Regions from separate parts of the Homo sapiens genome. Here all the other regions are linked to region 1. A link is a contact called in ENCODE Hi-C or POLR2A ChIA-PET data. All regions are on one chromosome and are shown on one strand. Each heading gives the region's core, a stretch centred on a gene start or an enhancer-like site at or near the end of the contact. The rest is flanking DNA. Distances are from core to core; before and after follow the strand shown.

Region 1 (3,871 bases), core at 1,005-3,504:
GGCTTGGTCCTACCTCAGGGCCTTTGCACTTGCTGTTCCCTCTACCAGATGCCTCTTCCCCCCGATCACTATAGATCACTGCATGCTTCTTATCATTCTAGCTTTGGCTTTAATGTCACCTGCTCTTTGATGTCACCTGCCCTTAGAAGTCTTTCCTGGCTTGTTGCGGTGGCTCATGCCTGTAATCCCAGCACTTTGGGAGGCCAAGGCAGGTGGATCACTTGAGGTCAGGAGTTCAAGACCAGCCTGACCAACATGGTGAAACCCGTCTCTACTAAAAATACAAAAAAAAAAAAAAAAAAAAAAAAAGCCAGGGATAATGGTGCACACCCATAATCCCAGCTACTCAGGAAGCTGAGGCAGGAGAATCGCTTGAACCTGGGAGGCAGAGGTTGCAGTGAACCAAGATCATGCCATTGCACTCAAGCCTGGGCAACAAGAGCAAAACTCCATCTCAAAAAAAAAAAAAAAAAAAATAGAAATCTTTCCTGACCACTCTGCTAAATCACACTGCCCACTTTACTTCACCCCTGCACGTGAACTCCCTGAGAGCAGGGATGTAGCCTGCTTTGTACAGTGCTGTGTCCCAGGTGCCAGGTATAGGCCTGGCACATAGCAGGTCCAGTAAATGCTTGTTGAATGAATAAAAGAAGGAGCAGACACCCAGTGCACAGCCATCTCTCTCCATGCCCTCTGTGGTCACTGGGCCACTGCAGGGGGTTGATACCACGATCCCCAGGTCCTCACAGATCTGAGGGGGAGCATCCCTGGGCTCACTGCCCTGCAGCTGCCCACCTTGAGCACCAGTTTGCTGGCAAAGTAGAAAAGGGCGACAACCCGGCCCCAGTTGAAGTTGCCGTCAGAAAACATGTCAGCTGCCACTCGGAAAAAGACCTCTCGGGGGGAGTCTGTGTCCACGGCGGCAATCATCCTGCAGGAGAGAGGAGAACCAGTGCCGGGGAGCAGGCATCAGGCTGATGGTGGAAAATTCCCGCATCCACCGCACACTAAAGATAAGGAGACTGAGCCCCAAGCCAGGCTGAAATGAAAAGCAACAGGCCAACGGGGGACAAGGGAAGGGGACAAGACAGACATTTAGGAAGGTGGGAAAAATGACTCCCTGAAGGAGGGTTTTAAGATCCTGGCAGAGAGGAGGGCTGGGAGTCCGGAATGTTTGCGCTGAGTTGTGGGGCCCAGACTCCTAGTTCTTAGGGGAGGAGGAGAATGCGGGGCTGAGAGTCCTGTGTCCTGAAGGAGCCCAGTGGCTGGACTTCTGGGTCCTCAGGGGCCCACACCTCTGCAGCTCCATGTTACTGTCCAGTTCGTCCCCGATGCGCTTGAGACACTCGCTCAGCTTCTTGGTGGACGCATCCTGAGGCACCGGGTCCAGGGCCAGCTCGGGTGCCTCCCCCCCCATTCGCCCTGCTCGATCCTGGATGAAACTAGAGTGGGGATGGAGTGAGGGTGCAGAATCAGAACGGGGTGTCACTCCTCAAATCTGTGCCACAATAATCAGACCTCAAACTCACCCCTGAAGCAAAAGGGCCCCTGTCTTCATGATCTGCTCAGAGCTGGTGGGCCCTAGAGGAGAAAGGAAGGGAAGAGGTACCTGGACTCTTGGGTTCTAGGGGATCAGGAGACTGTGGAGACTCACGGCCCCTGAGGGAGGACAGAGCTGGGGACCCTGGACTTCTGGGACCCTAGCAGATAAAGTGACGGGGGGGCCCAGACAACTGAGTCCCTGATGGAGAAAGGCCAGGAGGCTGGGCCTGTATCCTACATTCTCCCCGGGGAAAGAGGCTAGGGGAACGCTATATGCATCCAGACCCCTGGCCTGAGGGGGCAGAGGCGAGACCCGCCCCTCCCACCAGTGCCAGAGGCAGGAAGTGGTGCGGGCGACAAGCCCGGGCCTGCCCGGGGGCTTGGCTTCCGAGATCCCCTGGTTCTCGAGGGTCCGAGAGCGCCAGAGAGGCAGGGATCGGGACACGGGGATCAGAGAGCCAGGAACCTCCGAGGACGGAGGGGACTGGAGGCTGGCAGCGCCCGATCCGGGAGTTTCTGCCCCTCAGTGCTTGGAGATCGCACAGCCCCAGGCCGGTAGGAAGGATCCCGGACGGGCCGGCGAGGGGGCTCGCCCTCCTCCCGCCCGTCTGCCTCCCGCCTCACCCCCGCCTCTGGGCTGCTCCCCGGACCCGTCCATCACCGCCGCTCCCGCCGCCGCCTCTCGCCGGGTCCGCGCGGGCGGCCGCAGCGCGCCCGGGTCACGTGAGAGCCCCGCTGAACGTGCGTCCTTCACGTGGCCGCCCCGCAAAATGGCCGCTGCCCCGCAGCGCCGCCGGGTCACGTGACCGCACCTGCCTCGCTCCCTCGGGAGGTTTGGTCCCGTCACGTGACTGTCCAATGAGCATCTCCCGATAAGTGCCAGCAGTGGCGCCGTCCAACAGCCGTCCGTCCAATCGCAGCTCTAATGCCTTCATTTATCCAGGCACCATTTTTAGAAGTTTCGGGCAGGGTTTGAGCTCTCCCCAGCGCAGAAGGAATTAGCAAGTGCAAAAGCTCAGAGGCCCAAAATAGCATGCTTCCAGGCAGGACGTTATAGATGACTAAAAACTGAGTGGTTTTGTTTTTTGCAGAGACCTGGATCTAGCAATATAGCCCACGCCCAGGCTTGTCTCTAACTTGTGAGCCCAAGAGATAACCCCGTCTCAGCCTTCCAAAGCGCTGGGATTACAGGCATGAGCTACCGCGCCAGGCCTGCTTTTCTGTTTGTTTGTTTTTTCCTGTTTTTTTTTTTTTTTTTTTTGAGACAGGGTCTCACTGTGTTGCCCAGGCTGGAGTGCAGTGGCCCAATCATGGCTCACTGCAGTCTGGAATTCCCGGGCTGAAGCCTCCCACCTCAGCCTCCTGAGTAGCTGGGACTACACCGCCCCTGGTTAATTTTTAAAACTTTTTATGTGGAGATGAGGTCTCTCTATGTTGCCCAGGCTGGTCTCTGAACTCCCAGACTCAAGCGATCCTCGCACCTTGGCCTCCCAAAGTGCTGAGATTACAGGCTTGAGCCACCCCACCCAGTCATGACTCGAATGTTTGTGTTTGTGTAAAAAGAAAAGGAATATGAAGTTTAAAAAGTGGCAGAAACTAATCTGTGCTGATAGATCAGCAGGGTATGGAGGGGAGGGGCCACAAGAGACACTCCCCGGGTGCCCCAAATATGCCATATTTTTATCTGAATGGTGTTTACATGGGTATACACATTATTATTATTATTATTATTATTATTATTATTATTATTTTGAGACGGAGTTTTGCTCTTGTTGCCCAGGATGGAGTGCAATGGCACGATCTCGGCTTACTGCAACCTCTGCCTCCGGGTTCAAGCAATTCTCCTGCCTCAGCCTCCCAAGTAGCTGGAATTGCAGGCATGCGACACCACGCCCAGCTAATTTTGTATTTTTAGTAAAGATGGGGTTTCACTATGTTGGTCAGGCTGGTCTCAAGCTCCTGACCTCAAGTGATCCACCTGCCTCGGCCTCCCAAAGTGCTGGGATTACAGGCGTGAGCCACTGTGCCCGGCCGGGTATACACATATTTACAATTCATTGAGCTGTACACATAAGACTTGTGTGCTTTATGAATATTATGACATGTCACTTTAGACAGAAAATAATAGCAACTAAGGAAAACTCAGAAAAATGAGCTAGGATCAGATGATAAAGGGTTTGGGCCTGTCAGAGAAGGGACTTGATCTATGTCCAGAAGGCCGCTGGGAAGCATGGGGAAATTTTGAGCAGGCAAAGGGCAGAGTCAGACTAGGGTGTCAGGAAGATCTCTTGGACTTCCTTCTTTCTCGAAAAAGCTCCTGGTTGGGCTC
Region 2 (3,706 bases), core at 1-2,500, 240 kb after region 1:
TCGCACCCGCCCCTCATCCTCCCCCTGGGGAGCTCGCGCCTGCGCCTCACTGGTCCAGTGACGGACGATGCCTTGCACCGTGAACTCCGTAGGCTCCGCCGCCTCCTCTGGGATCTTGAGCAGCAGGAGCTGCCAGCCAATTATCGCCATGGGCCTCCCGTGGCCACGTCTCCTTGAGAACCAATACCAAACGAGCGCGCGAACCTTGAAATGTCACGGGCTTCTACGGACAGGAGCCCGCCTGAGCGCAAAGCTTTCTGGGAGTTGTAGTTCTTATCCCGCGTGGAATGTTGGGAGATTGAGTTTTCGGGAAGTAGCGGATGGGACGGTGGGAGCATGGGCTTAGGATGTGAATGCCAGGGAGCAATAAAGGTATCCGTGGTATCGGCAGCGCCTCGATTGTTAAGACTCAGGGGCGCTAATGATGATTTTCTGCAGAACAAGGTTGCAGGGCCCTTGTCTGGGCCCCTGCCGAGTCTGAGGAGGTATTTATAGCCACGGCCTTGGCTCGCCCTTTTGCATGTAATCCAACCCAAGAGCAGAGGAGCCTCCCACACCCCTCAGAACACGGCCCTAAGCTTGCTCTGCCGATTATAAGGCCCTCAGTCCTGCCAGTGGGAACCAGCGATTCTCCCTTCGACACCCCCCCAAATCCATACTCCAGCCCCCTCCTCCCTCAGACCCAGGAATCTAAGTCCCCAGCCCCCTCTGGACCTTTCTGCCTGCCGGGCACACCGCCGAATCCGAACACCTCTGTCCCTGTTCCCAACACCCCAGAGGCCCCTGCCTCTTTTTCTTTAAACCCAGGACTCCAGGTCCCCATCCCTCTCCTTTCTTGGATCCAGGAATCTGGGCCCCCCGTTTGAACTTTTCACTCCCCTGAACTTGACTCCAGTTGCTGCGTCAGGGAAAAAGTAGGCGACAGGTGGCACCTGCCGGTAGGGCCAGGACACGACCACCTGCCGCTGCTGCTCACCCGGCGCCCCTCTCCGGGCACCTGCTTCTGTCAGTCCGCCTGCCACCGTTCCCCCCGACCCCACAACCCCAGGACGTGCAGGAGGAGCGAGCCGGGGAACCCTGACGTCCCCGCTCTCACCCCCCAGCATCCCCCAAGGCCCGCACAGGCCCTCCCAGCGGGTGCTCCCACCCCTTCTCAGGGTCCCCGGCGGGGCTCCCGTCACACCCCAGGAAGGTGGGTTGGAGGCGGTCCCAGGCTGGTGGGGCGGAGCCTGTGGTGTCCAGCCTCGGCCTCTAGACTCAACCCGCCCCAGAGCACAGCTTCGCCGAGCCCACCTGGTGAGAAGCCCCTGGGGTGGACGGGGGGGGCGCACTCCTCAACGGTTCTATCCCCTCTCTGGTCCCAGTCCCTTCCCCAGAGAACCTGGTGGCTGACACCCTACTCACTCCTTCTCAGATGCAGGTCACAGGGGCCCTTCTATTCCTCAGAAACCTGTCAGGGCCCCGTTCCCCTCTCCACCCAGGATCTTGGATTCTCATCTCCTAAGAGTATTGAGTTCCAGCCCTTAACCTCCTTCTCCTTCAAGATTCCAGACTCCAGGCCCCTCTGCTTCCTCCCTTTCCTAGACACAGGGGTCCCAACCCGCAACCCTTCCTCCTCAGGACCCAGGAGTCCCAGATTCCAGGTCCCTCCCCTCCCAGGATCCCAGGGTTGAGACCCTCAGCCCTGTCTTTCAGACCAGGTGTCTGGGTCCCCAGCTTCCTCCTTCCTCGGAGCAAGGTGTCCGGGTGTGCAGCCCCCTCCTCTACAGCCCCTGGGATCCGGAAGTTATGGCCCAAGGCTGCTCCTATTCCCACCTCCTTCGGGCCCTTTCCCTGCTGAATTCACTCTCAGGGGCGGCCTCCTGACCTCCACTCTGAGCCAGCCCTCTATGGGGCCCCTGCCCTGCCCCCTCTCCGTCCAGGTCCCCATCCCGGCCTTGGCAATGACCCTGGCGGCTTCCTCCCAGCGTTCCCAAATCATTCGCTCCAAGTTCCGATCTGGTGAGAGAGGGCTCTCTTTATGCGTGGGGGATGGGATCCTGAGAATGCTGTACTCTGGGGTGGGAAGGGAGGGGTGGTAGGTCCCATGAGGCCTGTGTTTTTTGTGCAAAAGGTCATGTTGCATAAAGGAGGCCCAAGCACAGGGGTCCGGCTGTGGTGGATCAACGAGTGTGCAAATGGCTAGTAGCATGCTCACGGGGGGAGCAATGGGGATTGGAGGCCAGGGGTAGGCGTGCAGAGGGCTCAAGCACTGAAGAGAAACAAAGGCTTATACTGGCGCACACGCAGGGGCAGAAGAGCAGAGGAGGGACCTCAGAGGACCAGTGTGGGAGTTTGGGTGAGGGGACAATGAGCTGTCAAGCTGTGAAAGTGTCAAAGGTCTTGTTTTAGGTCCCAGGGCAGGCAAAAAGTCTGCAAGTATAGCCGGGTGTGGTGGCGCATGCCTGTAATCCCAGCTACTTGGGAGGTTGAGGCGGGAGAATCGCTTGAACCCGGGAGGAGGAGGTTGCGGTGAGCCGAGATCACGCCATTGCACTCCAGCCTGGGCAACAAGAGCGAAACTCCATCTCAAAAAAAAAAAAAAAAAAAAAAAAGAAGTGTGCAAGTGTTTCGAACTACAGATCAGTTCCTGAGAAGGCAAAGGGTACTTGAGTGTGCACGTGAGCGTGCCTATGTGGTTGGATGGGTACAAAGACACCAGCAATCAAAGAGCAAGGAGTATACAAAAAGGCGCATATGTCCAGAGAAAAGCAGAAATGTGCAGAGAGATCCTTGCTCCCAAATTGGGGGACAAACCCTGACTGTGCACATAAGAAAGTGAACATTCATCCAGGTGGGGCGCGGTGGCTCTTACCTGTAATCCCAGCACTTTGGGAGGCCAAGGCAGGTGGATCACCTGAGGTCAGGAGTTCAAGACCAGCCTGGCCAACATGGCGAAACCATGTCTCTACTAAAAATACAAAAAAATGACGCCGGGCAAGGTGGCTGATGCCTGTAGTCCTAGCACTTTGGGAGGCCAAGGCGGGCGGATTGCCTGAGCTCAGGAGTTCGAGACCAGCCTGGGCAACACGGTGAAACCCCATCTCTACTAAAATACAGAAAATTAGCCGGGTGTGGCGGCGTGCACCTCTAGTCCCAGCTACTGGGGAGGCTGAGGCAGGAGAATTGCTTGCACCCGGGAGGTGGAGGTTGCAGTGAGCTGAGATCGCACCACTGCACTCCAGCCTGGGTGACAGAGCGATACTCTGTCTCAAAAAATAATAATAATAATAATTAGCCGGGTGTGGTGGTGAGCACCTGTAATCCCAGCTACTTGGGAGGTTAAGGCAGGAGAATCGCTTGAACCTGGGAGGCAGAGGTTGCAGTGAGCTGAGATTGTGACATTGTCCTCAAGCCTGGGTGACAGAGCGAGACTTTGTCTCAAAAAAAAAAAAAAAAAAGATAGTTAACATTCATCCTGGGCAACACAGCAAGACCCTGTCTCTACAAAAAATTAAAAAACAAAACAAAAAAATTTAGGTAGTCCCAGGTACTCAGGAGACTTAGGTGGGAGGATGGATTGAGCCCAGGAGTTCAAGGCTGCAGTGAGCTATGATCACACCCCTGCACTCCAGCCTGGGTTACAGAGTGAGACCTTGTCTCTAAAAAAATAAAACAAATTAAAAAAAGGAAAAAAAAACAGTGTTAACATGGATGCTGAGGCAGA
Region 3 (3,871 bases), core at 940-3,439, 140 kb after region 1:
CAGTCGGAGCACCCCCGTGGACGCCCCCGATATCCCTTCCTGATTTCTCTCATTTCTACTTGGGGCCCCCTTCCTAGGACTCTCCCACCCCAAACTCCAACCTGTATCAGATGCAGCCCCCAAGCCCTTAGACTCTAAGCCCAGTTAGCAAGGTGCCGGGTCACCCTGCAGGTTCCCATAAAAACGATTTGCAGCCAGAAGGAGGAGGATATCGTTATATTTATTTCCCATCCTTTAGACGAGTCCTTCTGCCCCACTTAGCCCTTGCACCCCAGACCCACAAGTTGCCTCGACCCTGAAGGACTGCAGCTCCCCCCGCCCCCCAACCCCAGGCCTTGCAGCAAGCAGGTGCCTGATGTTGCTAGCCCTGTCGCTGTCGCCAGGGGCTCCTGGGAAGGGTAGAGCGGTTTGGCTTCACCAGCGCGCTAACTAAAGGCCCGCAGGGGAGAGTAAATTAAGCGCTAATTAGGAGGTAATGGAGGGGGAGACGCAGAAGGCCCTCTTACTCTTGGCCCTCAGGGAAAAGGAGTTTTCCTCTCACTGCCTGTAGAATAGGAAGGTGGCTGGCAAGAAAAGTCCAAAGGGAAGAGAAAGTAGGGGGTTGAGACATCTGGATCAGAGGGAGGAGGGGCTGAAACTCCTGGGTTTTGGTCCGCAGGGCACTGGGGGACGCAGACTCCCCAGCTGGACCCAGGGGGGGGGCAGGGCCCGGGTGCGCTGGCGTCCCCCAGGTGAGGGGTGGAGCTGCAGGGCTGCTGCGGATTGGCTGTGGCCGGGGGGGCGTGTGCACCAACCGCTGATTGGCCGCGGCGGGGGCGGGAGCTGTCAGTGGGCCCCGACCCTACAGCCCGGGGCTGGCGGGTGGGGCAGGAGGACTGGGGCGGAGCGCAGAAAAACAGGGCGACGCCCTGTGAGGGAAGGGTCCCGCGGTTTGGCTGTTTGGGCCTGTGGCTGTTAGGGGTGGCAGGATAGTGACCCGGGGACAGGACTTGGGGGCACTGTGGGGGTAGAATTTGGAGACAGAGTGTCCCAGGGTAGGATTGCCGAGACACGATGGCCGAGGGATACGATTTTTTTTTTTTTTTTTTAATTTGAGACGGAGTCTCACTCTGTCGCCCAGGCTGGAGTGCTGTGGTGCAATGTCGGCTCACTGCAACCTCCGCCTCCCGGGTTCAAGCGATTCTCCTGCCTCAGCCTCCCGAATAGCTGGGATTACAGGCCCCCGGCACCACGCTCGACTAATTTTTGTATTTTTATGTATTTATTTTTATTTATTTATTTATTTTGAGACGGAGTCTCACCCTGTCACCCAGGCTGGAAATGCAGTGGCGCGATCTCGGCTCACCGCAACGTCCGCCTCCAGGGTTCAAATGATTCTCCTGCCTCAGCCTCCCTAGTAGCTGGGATTACAGGCGCACACCACCACACCCGGCTAATTTTTGTATCTTTAGTAGAGACGGGGTTTCACCATGTTGGTCAGGCGGGTCTTGAACTCCTGACCTTGTGATCCGCCCACCTCGGCCTCCCAAAGTGCTGGGATTACAGGCGTAAGCCACCGTGCCTGGCCTTAATTTTTGTATTTTTAGTAGAGACGGGGTTTCCCCATGTCGGCCAGGCTGGTCTTGAACTCCTGGCCTCAGGTGATCCACCCGCCTTGGCCCCCAAAGTGCTGGGATTACAGGTGTGAGCCACCAAGCCAGGACTTTTTTTTTTTTTTTTTTTTGAGACGGAGTCTCACTCTGTCGCCCAGGCTGGAGTGCAGTGGCATCATCTCGGCTCACTGCAACCTCTGCCTCCCCGATTCAAGCAATTCTCCTGCCTCAGCTTTCCGAGTAGCTAAGATTACAGGCGCCCGCCACCACGCCCGGCTAATTTTTTGTATTTTTAGTAGAGACGGGGTTTCATCATGTTGGACCAGGCTGGTCTCTAACTCCTGACCTCAGGTAATCCGCCCGCTTCGGCCTCCCAAAGTGCTAAGATTACAGACCTGAGCCACTTCGCCTGGCAGGGACCGTATTTCAAGTCCTGCCCTCCCACCAGCGCCTGCGCCCCGCAGCAGTGTCCGGCTCCCTGCCGACGCCCTGGAGCTGGGACGGCCTGGGGCGCTGGTCGGCCGCCTTCCCCCAGAAGGAGGCGTGAGCGGGGCGTGGCCGGAACGTCTCTCTTCGGAGCCGCGCCCCGGGCGGGCACAGTTACGCGCCGCACGGATCATGGCCGCAGCCGCTCTGGGGCAGGTGGGTTCGCAGCCCCGCGCCGGGGTCTGGGAAATAACCGGGGGAGGCGCACTTCCGGGAAGACCACTGGCCTGCAGCCGGTCCGACTCGGCGCCGCTCCTCCCGCCCTGGGGTTCCGCTGCAGGGCGCGGAGGAGGATGGCGCCCTTTGGAAAGGAGCACGAGGCTTTAATGGGGTGAGGGGGAGCAGGTAGACGCGGATGAGGTGGGGCAAGTAATTGGCGGGGAGGTAAAAAAAAAAAAAAAAAGGGAAACATGGTGGAGGACCCTGTAATGAGGGAGGCGTGGGGGTGGGGAGGTTGTGATTTGGGGAGCGGAGCCCTGGGGTGCGGTGGGGCATCAGCCTGTGCGGGAGCTGGAATAAAGGGGCCCAGACCTCCAGGGCCGGGTGCAGGTGAAGGCAGAGTTGGACCTCAAGTCTCAGCTCTGGGAATTGGACTCAAGGTCCTATTTTCTTGGAATGAAAGTTGAAAAAAATAAGAGATGGGGATTGCTGTGCTTCCCAAACTCCTATCTGAAGCTTTGCACCTGGATTGGAAATCGAGGCAGCGTCTCATGGTCAAAGTGACAGATGCTGCAGGCTGGCTGAGACGATCCCTTCTGACTGTGCGATGTCAAACAGCAGCAGCGTTTCCCAGAGTCTATGATTTCAGAGAACAAGGTTTCTCAGTGAGGAAGGAAACAGCCAAAGAAAGGGGTCATTACAAGCCTTCACAGCTGCGGTGTAACCTTGGGAGAACTGTCTGTTAACTTTACACCTGACTTTATTTGAGTCTCTTATCCTAGCTGATGAATGTCAGGGCAGAATTTCACTTTTTTCGGCTCTTAGTGACTGATAGGGATAGTCCTGGGATACCTGGGGTATGTGGGCAATCTGGGCTTTAGTGGTGACACTCCTGGACTGTGGTGGGGCAGTACTGGGCTTTGACAGGTCCACTTGGGACTGATGTGGACCGTCTCATCATGGCACAGTTCTGGTGTCATAGAATGGCCCTGAACTCATGATGGGACATTCCTAGGCTCTGATGAAGATAGAGATATCCTGTAATGGAGATAATTGGGCTGAGTCCTCAGCTGTGATGGGGACAGTCCCGGGGTGTGGAGAGGACAGTGCTGGACCATGGTAGGGACAGTCTGGAAGGTACTGGCCTAGACAGCAACATAGGGATAGTCCTGGGGATTGAAAAAGACAACAATGGGATTTTTTTTTTTTTTTTAATTTCAGACCTGGTGAATAGGAAATAAGCCCTGATATTTGGCAGAGACAATGCTGGTTATAATGGGGAAAAGTGCTGGGCTTTGGATAGGGGACATTCCTGAGCTGTTTGGGACAGTACTTGGCTCTGCTGGGGACCAGTTCTGATAAGTTACAGGCACAATCTGGACTTGTGATGTGGAGCATCTTGGGCCATCATAGAACAGCCCTGGTCTGTGATGGGGGAGAGTCCTGGGCTATAAAGGGGGCAGTTCTAGACGTGATGGGGTCATGTGTGGGCTGTGACAAGGGCAGACTGCGGTATGATGGGGTCTCTCCGGGGCCGTGATATGGGGACAGTCCTGGAGTATGGAGGGCACTGCTGGGCTTTGACAGTGACACTCCTGGTCTTTGATGGTGATACTCCTGGGCTGTATGGGACA

Evidence for each region. A loop is a pair of places that touch in the nucleus more often than their neighbours do. ChIA-PET counts read pairs that join two places held with the same protein, here RNA polymerase II (POLR2A). Pooled maps may share reads with other maps.
Region 2: a map of CD8-positive, alpha-beta T cell shows a loop between it and region 1 (25-fold over the local background). The contact joins the promoter of MAMSTR here to the promoter of BAX in region 1. A Hi-C loop is called at or near these places in 1 of 168 maps with a recorded cell type or tissue (CD8-positive, alpha-beta T cell), 3 of 37 single-sample maps with no recorded cell type and 13 of 50 pooled maps. POLR2A ChIA-PET finds 5 or more read pairs at or near these places in 9 of 52 experiments (A549, B cell, HCT116 and 6 more).
Region 3: a loop to region 1 is called in a pooled map, with 5 times the contacts of the local background. The contact joins the promoter of BCAT2 here to the promoter of BAX in region 1. A Hi-C loop is called at or near these places in 5 of 37 single-sample maps with no recorded cell type and 11 of 50 pooled maps. POLR2A ChIA-PET finds 5 or more read pairs at or near these places in 17 of 52 experiments (AG04450, B cell, BJ and 13 more).

The regions. Positions count from the first base shown.
Region 1 is chr19:48,953,258-48,957,128 of GRCh38, reverse strand. BAX (BCL2 associated X, apoptosis regulator) reads right to left here and starts at 2,254. Exons shown (of 6, transcript NM_138761.4): 1 at 2,167-2,254; 2 at 1,530-1,581; 3 at 1,296-1,442; 4 at 796-931. The coding sequence starts at 2,200. RefSeq lists enhancers at 1,780-1,989, 1,439-2,006, 2,007-2,575 and a silencer at 2,110-2,259.
Region 2 is chr19:48,717,269-48,720,974 of GRCh38, reverse strand. It overlaps MAMSTR (MEF2 activating motif and SAP domain containing transcriptional regulator), which reads left to right and starts at 1,250. Exons shown (of 10, transcript NM_001130915.2): 1 at 1,250-1,296; 2 at 1,923-2,001. The coding sequence starts at 1,944. RASIP1 (Ras interacting protein 1) reads left to right here. Exons shown (of 12, transcript NM_017805.3): 12 at 1-390. The coding sequence ends at 177. RefSeq lists a cis regulatory region at 1-467 and an enhancer at 1-609.
Region 3 is chr19:48,809,347-48,813,217 of GRCh38, reverse strand. BCAT2 (branched chain amino acid transaminase 2) reads left to right here and starts at 2,189. Exons shown (of 11, transcript NM_001190.4): 1 at 2,189-2,234. The coding sequence starts at 2,211. LOC105372432 (a long non-coding RNA gene) reads right to left here. Exons shown (of 3, transcript XR_936017.4): 3 at 2,381-2,874. It overlaps HSD17B14 (hydroxysteroid 17-beta dehydrogenase 14), which reads left to right. Exons shown (of 9, transcript NM_016246.3): 9 at 1-200. The coding sequence ends at 43. RefSeq lists silencers at 614-923, 2,000-2,219, a cis regulatory region at 570-1,110 and enhancers at 1,972-2,266, 2,540-2,609.